Regions from separate parts of the Mus musculus genome. Here region 1 is linked to region 2. Evidence: chromatin contacts called from ENCODE Hi-C or POLR2A ChIA-PET data. All regions are on one chromosome and are shown on one strand. Each heading gives the region's core, a stretch centred on a gene start or an enhancer-like site at or near the end of the contact. The rest is flanking DNA. Distances are from core to core; before and after follow the strand shown.

Evidence for each region. A loop is a pair of places that touch in the nucleus more often than their neighbours do. ChIA-PET counts read pairs that join two places held with the same protein, here RNA polymerase II (POLR2A).
Region 1: a map of v-Abl transformed pro-B cells shows a loop between it and region 2 (3-fold over the local background). The contact joins the promoter of Orc6 here to the promoter of Junb in region 2. A Hi-C loop is called at or near these places in 1 of 37 maps with a recorded cell type or tissue (v-Abl transformed pro-B cells). POLR2A ChIA-PET finds 5 or more read pairs at or near these places in 2 of 5 experiments (both embryonic stem cell).

Annotation. Positions count from the first base shown.
Region 1 is chr8:85,297,397-85,302,861 of GRCm38, forward strand. Orc6 (origin recognition complex, subunit 6) reads left to right here and starts at 2,236. Exons shown (of 7, transcript NM_019716.2): 1 at 2,236-2,596; 2 at 3,713-3,842; 3 at 5,400-5,465. The coding sequence starts at 2,532. Vps35 (VPS35 retromer complex component) reads right to left here and starts at 2,121. Exons shown (of 17, transcript NM_022997.5): 1 at 2,059-2,121. The coding sequence starts at 2,061.
Region 2 is chr8:84,974,969-84,980,534 of GRCm38, forward strand. It overlaps Junb (jun B proto-oncogene), which reads right to left and starts at 3,780. Exons shown (of 1, transcript NM_008416.3): 1 at 1,941-3,780. The coding sequence starts at 3,461. The coding sequence ends at 2,427.

The sequences.
Region 1 (5,465 bases), core at 986-3,485, 320 kb after region 2:
CCAGTTTGAGAGTATTTACCTCTACTGGTTATAGGGACCTGTTTGTTGGTTAGTTTTCCCACTTATAAGTTGCATGTGCAATATGACAATACAACATAAATTGTAAAATAAACAGAATCATCATGTTGATGAATATAGTATTTAAACCTGATGAGAAAGCACAAATCAATACTTCAAGGAGAACTGAGGGTAACAAGAAAACAGGAAATTTAAAATAATTTAGGTTGGGGAGTTTGTGTCTAGCAGGCTGAAGGCCTTGGGTTCAATCCCCAAGACTGCAGAAAAGACAAAGTTAACCGTCTGGATCCCATACACACACTAACTTAGCAATACCCCAGAAATCCGATGACGGAGCACACCATGAACATTAAATGGCAAAATTCTTTCTTTGTGCAGAATTTCTGCCCATTCTCCTCAAAATCTGTTTGCATTACCTCCAAAGCTCCTAACACAACCTCTTTCCCACCAGGAGCCCAAAGAACTATAGCAGAATGTTTCAAAAGCACATCTCTGCCATTTATTTCTATCTGGTGCCTAGCACATTCTATAAAATTGAAAGTACACCAGATGTTTGGTTAGTGCTGGACTCAGGATTTTTAGGAGTACAGTACCAGTGATATCAACACTTGCTTCCAGATGCAAAAGTGAGACTTAAAGGCTAACTACCTACTCAAATCATAAAATTGCCTATGACAGAACTGATACCCAGGTTCCATTTTCCAATAAAATTCACAGGGAAAACTGGTCCAATCTGGTTCCCCAGGCACATAAATATAATTTATAGTGTATCCTCAAATGCTTTGTATTATAAAACACTATGTCAACCAGTAAGTGTTGAAAAACAAAAAAGTTAAACTTCACACCAGTCATGTGCCAAATCTCAATTGTACAAAGTTCCGAGGGGGGAAAACATCTTGTAAGGCAATATATTATATTAAATATACATCAAATATTTATCAAATTACGGGAACAAACGCTCAGAACTCAGCCAGCCAGAACCAAAGATGACATAAATACCAAGCTGATCGGAGTCTAGCAAGATCATCATAAAGGTCCATTCCAAAAAAAAGGAAAAAAAAAATCAACAAAAAGATTTAATGCTGGTTTTTCCTATTAACACACTTAAAGTGAAGTATGTGCAGTGGCACATAGAATTATCAATACAAAGAATGAATATTGAAATTAAAAAAAAAGGACATAAGCATAGCACATCCAAAACCACTACCTGTTCATACTACAGCAAATGCTCGTATAACGCAAGTGACAACTTGCCCTGTGGAAAACAGGATCCGAATTTTGCGGAAGTTCCTGTTTATAAGGCTAGTGCCACAAAGCATCACGACATGCTATCGTCGCGGAGAAACCTTTGAATGACTGCTTCCAGCAAGTGAGTTAGAATCCTCAGAGAGCAAATGCGAAACGGAGACCTGTCTCCTATCTGATGGTTGGGCTCAATGAAAAGAAAGCAGGAGTCCTTCGGGAAACTCACGTGAGCAGGTCCCTAGAATTCGCTGACAGGCGCTGCAAGATGAAGGGGGCTCTGCGGCCACGGAAGGCCGGGAGACCACTGCGCCCCCCCCCCAAGGATATTTCCAGCAGAGAAAAGGCAATGGGACCCCCGAGGACAGCTGAGTACAAAGCTGGAAATGCACCATCTGGGCGCGACCCAGCTACGGCGCCAGCTCAGAAGCTCGGGGGCTCCTCACTGTCCCAACTCCGCACAGACCCGGGAGTCCGACTCTCAGAGGGAAGGTGGCCGTTCCGTACAAGAGTCTGACGCAGGCCTCCACCGACACCCAGAACCTGCAGCCCGCGACACCCCTAAGGGAGGCTCCTGGTCTCGGGGTAACGACCAAATTCTGCGCCACCGCCCACCGCAGCCCACCGCAGCCTAACGCGGCCTTCCTCAGCCCGTGCCAAGCCCGCAGGCCCAGCCTGGACCGGACCGGCCTCGATCGAAATGCAGGGCCTCCTACTCCGCCAGCAAGGCTCCTGTCCGCCGAAGGAAAACGTGGACTGCGACTCGGCAACCCAGGCCCACCGCTTCCCCTCACTCACCATGGCGACTCCGGGGACCACAAGCAGCAGCGCCTACCCCGCCGGAGCCGCCCGCCGTCAGGTGACCGAGCCTTGCGAGCCCCGCCCTCTCTAGCCCCGCCCTTGGATAGAAGCGGCTTTTCGATTGGCCCACTTAAAATCTCGCGTAGTTTGGGGAGAATGGGCAGCCGGCGGTGTATAGTGGACGGGGCGGGGCGAGAATAGTACAACGCTGCGGCGAACTAGGGACAGCAGGAAGGGAAGCCTTAGTTAAGGAGATCCGCGGCCGAGGAAGGGCAGCGAGAGAACCTTCTGCGCGTCCACTTCGCCTGGGCCCGCGCCTCATCGTGTGCACATGCGTAGAAGGATGACCAGGATTGGTGTGTGGAACGGTCTCAACCTCTGGTCGCAACCAATCTGGACGCGCCGGGGGTGGGTCTTAACCCTCTGACAATCTGCGCGCGCATTGCTCTTGGCGCGCATTTCTTCCAGCGATGGAGTCGGAGCTGGTACGCCGCCTCGCCCCGCGTCTCGGCCTTGCGGAGCCGAGTGTACTGAGGTGAGTGTGGCCGTGTGTGCGGGTAGACGTCCCAGACTGCGGCCCTGGGTCCTCCCAAGGCAGCGTCGGATGAGGGACTGGCGATGAGGGAATGACCGCACACTGGTCTGGGCGAGACTCGGGCCCAACATCAAGAAAAACTGTTGTTGGCTTGTAGAAGATGGTTTGAGAGGACGTATATAGTCGTCCTTGAAGCACTCTAGCTCTGTTGGATACACTGTGGTCGGAAAAGCCGGGGAGGACCTCTTGTCATTCCTTCAGACTCGATAATCTTGATAAGCCAGCCTTGCAGGGCAGACCCTGTGCAAATCACTATAGATGGCAAGAGAAAGGTAGATTATGGTACAGAGTGAAGAGCTGAAGTGATGAGCAGGGCGTAAGAATTCCAGAAAAGGCCGGGCGTGGTGGCGCACGCCTTTAATCCCAGCACTTGGGAGGCAGAGGCAGGCGGATTTCTAAGTTCGAGGCGAGCCTGGTCTACAAAGTGAGTTCCAGGACAGCCAGAGCTATACAGAGAAACCCTGTATCGAAAAATCGAAAAAAAAAAATTCCAGAAAGGGCCCAGTGGCGTTGGGGCTGATTTATTAAATAGTGGCACGCATGGGAAAATATGGTAAGAGTGGCCCAAATAGCTTCCATTTTCCGAAGCCCTTGAGATTAGGAGGGTCATTGTAGGATCTGTCTTAGGAAATAAAGCTACAGCAGGCAAGTGTGTAGAAAGTTCGTAGGTCTATTCCCAGGGCTACTGACCGGAAATACAATGGGACCCAGAACTATTTTCACAAGCCGCCGAAACTGAGACCCAATCAGTCATTAAGGAAGAGAAAGGGATTTAATTTACTCTAATCTGCCTGAACCAATTCTTTATACTTGTTGAAATAATGTAAGAAGGAAAGGTAATGTCCAAGGAACACGCTTGGACACAGCTAAGTCTGGAGTCATTTTGGTTCTATGTAAAGAACTTCCACCTCTCCAAAGGATGTGCTTTCTAGGCCCCAAATGAACTTGCACAGTAGTTAGGTGGTGTGCAAGTCCACCATGCTGAATTCAGTTCTTTGCCTAAGTGTTGACAAAGTTCTGCAGCAGTTTTAGTGACCATACTGCCTTTATAACCAGGAAAGCAGAGGAGTTCCTGCGGCTGTCTAAGGTGAAGTGTGTCAGTCTGTCTGCACGTAGCTCAGAAACCAGCAATGCTGTCATATGCCTGGACCTTGCAGCTTCCTGTAGGAAGTGCCCCTTGGATAGAGTAAGTTGGCTCCAAAGGACATTTGAGTGATCTGATGTGACCCTGAGGTTTCTTTGTTTTAATCTTCTTGTTGGCGGCTCCGTTTCTTTTTTATTATTACGGTTATATGTAAGTACACTGTAGCTGTCCTCAGACACTCCAGAAGAGGGCGTCAGATCTCATTATGTTTGGTTGTGAGTCACCATGTGATCGCTGGGATTTGAACTCAGGTCCTTCGGAAGAGCAATCACAGGAGAGAGTTTTTAATCAACTTCAAGGGTACGATCTATCCTGACACAGAAATCAAAGCAACTTGAAGAATCTACATGGCACCTACAGTCATGAAGCAGAAATCAAGTAATCTTTGTACCCAATTCAGTTTCTCCTTTTTTTTTGTACATATAGGATCCCATTGCAGGAGATTTTGCCATCAGAAATGGTCTGTCCACCTCAGTTAATCTAATGGGCACAATCTCCCCTAGGCATGCCCAGTGGCTCTTTTTCCAAGTGAGTCTAGATCTCATCAAGTTAACAGTTGAGAGTAACTCTCACAGTTTGTCCAAATCTTTAATGTTTAAAATTAGAGTCAGGAAGAGTCACATGTTGAAACCAAATGTCAGTATTATTTACAAGATCCATGAACTGCTAGTTTCTTCATCCATCAAATAAGAATAAAAACCGTCTTTTACTGGATTATTATTCTGACTAAAGAAGGTATCTATCTTCTTTATGTAGTAGATGTACACAGTACTTGTGTCATAATGGATGTATTTATTCATTAAAGCTCTGTTAACTTTTCTGTTGCTATCTAACTCTTCAGTCTCTTTTACCCTGGCCTCAAGCTATGATACACACTTTGTGAGTCATAGTTTTGTAAAGGAAACACTTTTCCACCCTGGAATGCTTTGTTGCCAAGTTCCTTTCTGTCCTAACGTGACTCTGCTTTGTTGTATATCTTTTATAAAGCTCTCCATGATTTCCCAAGATAGACTTGGCTCCCTACAGTGGTGGATTATCCTGTTCTTCCCTTCCAGATATACACTTTCCTCACCCTACACCCAGTACTTCCTTTAATTTTCCTAGTGGTTTGTTTTGTGCAGCTGAGACAAGCTATACTATTTAGTCGTTTTTAAATTATTTGTAAGTGCTCTTGCTCCTCTCTCTCTCTTGCTAGTCCCTTCCTGCTCCTGCCCTCTCCCTATTCCCTTCCCCTCTCTCCACATGCTTATGGCTGGCCTCTACTCTTCTACTTCTCTACTCTCCCTCTCTGTTTCTACTACCCTCTTAACTCCCCTTCCCATACCCTGAATAAACTCTATTCTATACTAAAAAAATATTATTTGTAAGTATGCATAATTGTACCTTTCTATAATACGAATTCTTTGAAATAGTCTGCTCTTAAAGTGATTGAAACGTTTTGGGTTAAATAAAATTAGTATATAATTAATATCACAGACTGGAGAGGTGGCTCAGCCATTAAAGGCTAGGCTCAAAACCAAAAGCATAATTAATATACCTCTTAATAAATATTTAAGAAGAATAATACTGAATTTAAAATGTGTGTTTTTCTTTTCAAAGGCATATTTAATTAGGCTCTCTGGTTTGAACAAGATGGTGTATCAGAGCTGTCTTAAATCTTTTGAG
Region 2 (5,566 bases), core at 2,530-5,029:
AGCTTTTCTTTCTGAGTTTCACTTTCATTTTACAAAACAAGGGTGATCTGGTCATTAGTTTTACTTTATGTTTTGACACAAGAGTCCCCACACTGTGACTCCTTCAGCCTCTGCTTATTCTGGGGTCCTGCTGTTGTTGATACCTTCTGAGTGTTGTTCATTCCCCTTGGAATTCTTTCCCCTCTTTTTATCCTCATGCTAGGGGTGGATAGAATCCATAGTCTCGTGAATGATTTGGAAGCCCTCTACCACAGAGCCCCCCACTGAGCTATCTCTTGGAACTTAATGTATTCTCAGAGCCTCTGGTTGGGCCTCCCTTGAGGTCATCCACCTTACTGTGGCTCATTCCATTTCAGGCACACTCTTAGGATTCTTCAGATGATCTTGCTTCTTTGGCTACAAGAACTATATCGAAGGGAGCACTCCTTTCCTCTGTCCCGAACCTACACTGGCAAATCTGTTGGAAAGCTGACAGTTCAGTCTGTAGATGAGCTCGCCTCCCTTATCCCAGAAGGCACTTTTTGAACATATATTCCTCTTCCTGGCTCTCATCACCATATTCAAACCATGTTTGCTTTCGTTATAACAACAAAAAAAGTGTGGTGTTTTGTGGGTGGGAGGGTGCAGTGCCTAAGGAAGCCAGAAGAGGGCATTGCATCCCCTGAAACTGAAGGGGGGTTGTGAGCTTTCTCAGGTGGGTTCAGGCGAAGCAGCATTCTTGTACGGTCTGGAAGACATACCCTTAACTGTTAAGCTATTTCTCCAGCTCTTTCTTTTTTTTCTAAGAGGTTGTGTGTGTGTGTGTGTGTGTGTGTGTGCGCGTGCGCTCTCAGGCATGTGAAGGTAAATGGTTTTTCCTCCTGGATCCAGGAATCAAACTTAGGTAACAGTGGCAAGCATCTAAGCATCTCTACCTGCCGAGCTATCTCGTCTCACTCACCCCCATCTACTTTCCTTTTTTCTGTCTGCACGGTGTCTGAGGGTTTTGTTTGTTTGAGGTCAGGTTATGTTTGTTTTGTTTTGAGAAAGGGCCTTACTATGTAGCCTAGACAGGCTTGAGGCCCGTTCCCTTCACTACTGAATTATTCCTCGGCTCCACCTGAGTGGTACGGTTTCCTTTGCGCTTGGATCTTCCAGCTTCAAGGGCACCCAGATCCCAACAGCAAGTAGCAGCTTTGAACCTCCCACCTCAGCTGCTGGAGCCGGGTTGTGGCGACGCCCAGCTGCCCAAACAACTGCCGGGACAGGACCAGACCTGGCAGTCGCCGGCTTCTGGCCTGGCACACGGGAGGGGGACACTGGCGGGCGGGCGCCGCCCTTCCTGGCAGGAGTTGCCCTGACGGCGTCTGCAACTACAGGAAGGCTGCAGTTACTCTCCGCCAGGGTCGGTCTAATGGAGGGGGCGTGGGCGCGGTGGGGCTCCGGCGCCGGTCTGTTGAAAGCCGCTCGGATGGCTCCCAGGGCTCATGAGAGCACGGCCCTCCCGCCGCGGGCGCCCTGGACCCGGGCCTGGGGCTTTCCGCGCCCAGAAAGCCGCCTGCTCGGGAAAATCCCGGCCCCCTTCCCGGCGCCGCGGCCCTGCCCGGCAGAGCGGGGGGGAGGGGATTCCCGGAATCTGCCCGGAGACCGCGCTGGCGTCACTGAGCTGAATAGGCCCATATATGGGCAGAGCTTCCGTAACGTCAGCGGGGAAAGCCCCGGCGCACTCTGCTGGGCGGGGTCATGCTTGCACATTCCGCGTTTTGTCCTGGGTAGCTTGTTCCCCGCCACTGCCCGCCTGCGCAGCGTCTGGTGCCAGGACTCAGGGGATAGGAGGTCTGGGCGTTTGTACTGAACCTTATGATACCTGAAAGGAGCGAGCTACAAACAGCACCGTGCTTGGGGTAGCCCAATCTTCTCCCTCCATCCGCCCAGCTTGGAAGAAAAAAGAGACCACAGAAATTAATAAAGACAATTTTTTTTTTACTTAAATAGATTCAATAAAAAGTCAAACACACACACACAAACACATCTTAAAATAGACTTTAGACACGAAGTGCGTGTTTCTTCTCCACAGTACTATGCAGAGGGGGAGGGCAGGGGGCGGAGGTCCCTCCCTAGTATCCCCGCAGGCTGAGTACCAAGCGGCGGGGCCAGCTCCGCCGCGACAGCCCCCTTCTCCCCTCCCTGTTAAATACACAAATATATTATATTCAATATGAATTCAGTCTCTTTGCAGAAAAAAAAAACATACAAAATACGCTGGAAGGGGGCCATGTAAACCTCGAGGTGGAAGGACTGGGCGCAGGCGGGCGGGCCGGAGTCCAGTGTGTGAGCTGCGCCCCAGGCCTTTTGGCGGGTGCCCATCGCCTGCCCCCCTCACCCCAGTGGGGGGCAGGCGCCCAGCCTTCAAGGCTGGGGGTGTCCGTATGGGGCAAGGGAGGCTCTCAGAAGGCGTGTCCCTTGACCCCTAGCAGCAACTGGCAGCCGTTGCTGACATGGGTCATGACCTTCTGCTTGAGCTGCGCCACTTGCTCCCGTAGGAGACCGGCAGCACTCGACAGCCCCGCGTTCTCAGCCTTGAGTGTCTTCACCTTGTCCTCCAGGCGCGCGATGCGCTCCAGCTTCCGCTTCCGGCACTTGGTGGCCGCCAGCCTGTTCCGCAGCCGCTTTCGCTCCACTTTGATGCGCTCCTGGTCTTCCATGTTGATGGGGGACACAGGCGGCGTGGCGTCGCGGCTGCGTGCCTCCGGTACGGTCTGCGGTTCCTCTTTAAAGGCGGAAGCGCCGCGACTCAAGCCCAGCTGTGCCGGGTGGCCGCCCGCAAAGGGTGGTGCATGTGGGAGGTAGCTGATGGTGGCCGTCGGGTATGAGCTCCCAGTCCCGACGGCGGTCCCGGAGCCTCCAGAGGGTGCAGAGGCTGGGGAGTAACTGCTGAGGTTGGTGTAGACGGGAGGCGGCTCCGGACCAGCATAGACGCCCCCTGGGCCGGCCTGGGGACCCCCGCTGGCGCCCAGGGACACGTTGGGGGGCGTCACGTGGTTCATCTTGTGCAGGTCGTCCAGGGCTTTGACAAAACCGTCCGCAAAGCCCTCCTGCTCCTCGGTGACGCCGCCCCCTGTACCTCCACCGCTGCCACCCCCACGGGGGTAAAAGTACTGTCCCGGAGGCGTGGGCGTCGTCGTGATCACGCCGTTGCTGTTGGGGACGATCAAGCGCTCCAGTTCCGTGGAGGCTAGCTTCAGAGATGCGCCTGTGTCTGATCCCTGACCCGAAAAGTAGCTGCCTGCCCCACTGCCCTCCGGGCCTGGACCCCGCGCCCCAGGACCCTTGAGACCCCGATAGGGATCCGCCAGGTTGAGCGCCAAGGTGGGTTTCAGGAGTTTGTAGTCGTGTAGAGACAGGCTGCCAGGGCTCCGACCGTATCCCGCCGCTGCGTAAGAGTCGTCGTGATAGAAAGGCTGTTCCATTTTCGTGCACATCCGGGCGGCCTGGGCGATCTGGGAAAGGTCCCCCTGAAGGGCCGCCCCGGGCCTCGCTGCGGCGAGCGGCGAGCTGTCCTCGGCTGTGGCAGGACCCGGTGTCCGGTCGCGCGTCCTCGGGAGCTGGAGACGGTCAGCAGCGGCCAGTTGGCAGCTGTGCGTAAAGGCGCTGCTGGGCTTCCGGAGATTTTCTCTCCCTCCGTGGTGCGCCTGCTTTCTCGGCGTCGCTTCCCTCAGTTCCCCGCTCCCAGCAGGATCCTACGCTGGCCTGGCCACCCTCAAAGTCCCCAGTGCTCGGCCCCAGCCCCAAGCTTTTATACTGAATTTGTCAGCTGCGGAAGTGCACTCCGATTGGCCGACGCGGGAGCCAGGCCCCCGCGGCCCCCTCCTAGAGCGTGGGGAAGGGGAGGAGGCGGCTCGCGTCACTGTCAGGAAGCGCGTGTCCTTGTAAACAGCGGCCACGAGCCGGGTGGCTCTGCGCGGCTGCAGGGGGAGGGGCTGTGGAGACAGAGACACACAAGCAAAGGGATGTTGAGGGGCCGAGGCACATAGGGGCTAGAACTGCGGGAGTACAGCCAGGTGCTTATGAGATACACTGCAAGTGGAGATTGGATACCTTAGGATATCCCCGGAAAAGTCTCGTGGGACCCAGGGTAGCTGTGGCTTGTGAACTGACAATACAGTAGAAGACCCCAGAAAACAGAGAAGATACAAAACAGGGGCAATTGTTAACATTTGGCCTAGGAATTAACCAGAGGTCCCGGGTACAAAGTGCTTAAAGAACTGGAATTGTCAGTTGGGAGGAAAGGGCCAAGACACAACAGGGCTCAGGTACCTATTGTACAAGAAATGAGTAGGGGCTCTAGAGTCCATAGATGAGTCTGAGGGTTTCCCCATAAGTGGAAAAGGGAAGGAATTTTGGGGAGGTCAATTTAGATATTCAGAACAAAGGTCCTGGGGACGCTGAGGTAATCGGAGTAGAAAGATGGGAACATATCTAGCAAAGGTTGGGGTCATTGTGGATATTTGCAGAACTCTGGCAGAGAATTAAAATGGTCACGACATAGCTTCCTTCCGAGCTATGAAGGCAATGACAGGAGGGTATCTGAGATCTTCCTGAGAAGATGACTCGGAGGATCCCAGAGACCAGGACTTGTACGAATGAGGCTGTACCTCGTAGGTGGTCCCTAGGGCACTGACATGCCCAGTACCTCAGCCCAAAGCCCTCCCTTAGTCACCCGGGGCTCGCCCGATATCCTGTCAGCTTTTGGAGGGCCGATGGGGCGGGATAGCTGGGGTGCGGTCGCCCAACCCCACTCCCTTCCTTAGAAACAGGCTAGGGAAAGAGAGCCGAGGCAGGAAGTGTGGCAACAGCCCCGAGGGGGAAAGAGCCCGGCCCTGTCTCGTCATTGTGAGCCTAGGGGATGGTGCACCCTACCCTGGGCCTGCCAAATTCTGCGCCTGGGAAGAGGAACCTCGGCAAGCGACCCTTGGGGAAGTCACAACCCAGCTACAGACGCTTCTAGTCATAGTCTGATCTCCCCCATCTAGAAATGGTTCAGCCTGCAACCATCGGCGACTAATAAGCCTGGCAGCCGAGGACTGTTCCATTGGCCGGCTGGAGGGGGATGCAGCCTGGGAGCGGGGCCTCGTCACCAAGGCAACAGGCTGGAGTCCGTGAATTAGATTGGGGGCGGGGCACCCCCCCCTGAATTTCTCTCCCCAGCACCCATATTAGGGCACAGGAAGAGGTGGGACCAGTGCAGTCTTGGGGCGGCAAACTAAGAGCCAGGAACTCGAGGTAGCTGCCAGGTCCCAGGGCGCGCCCGGGCCCCCGGACGGCTAGTCCGGACCAGCCTCCACCGCCACCCCCGGGCTCCCCCGCCCCCCGGCGGCCTGACCCAGCCTCTCGGAACAGCTCTGGGGCTGAGTCCTGTCCCGCCCGGCCAGGTTGGACCCAGCCTGGCAGGTCCCCGCCTGCCCGAGGGCCTGGGTCGGACTTTGCCCCTGGCCCGTCGGGGCGCGGAGGGGGCGGGGTAATGCTTTCGGGCATCCCTGGCGCCTGGGCAGGCTGGTACAGAGCTGCCTCCTCCCCTGGGTATGTG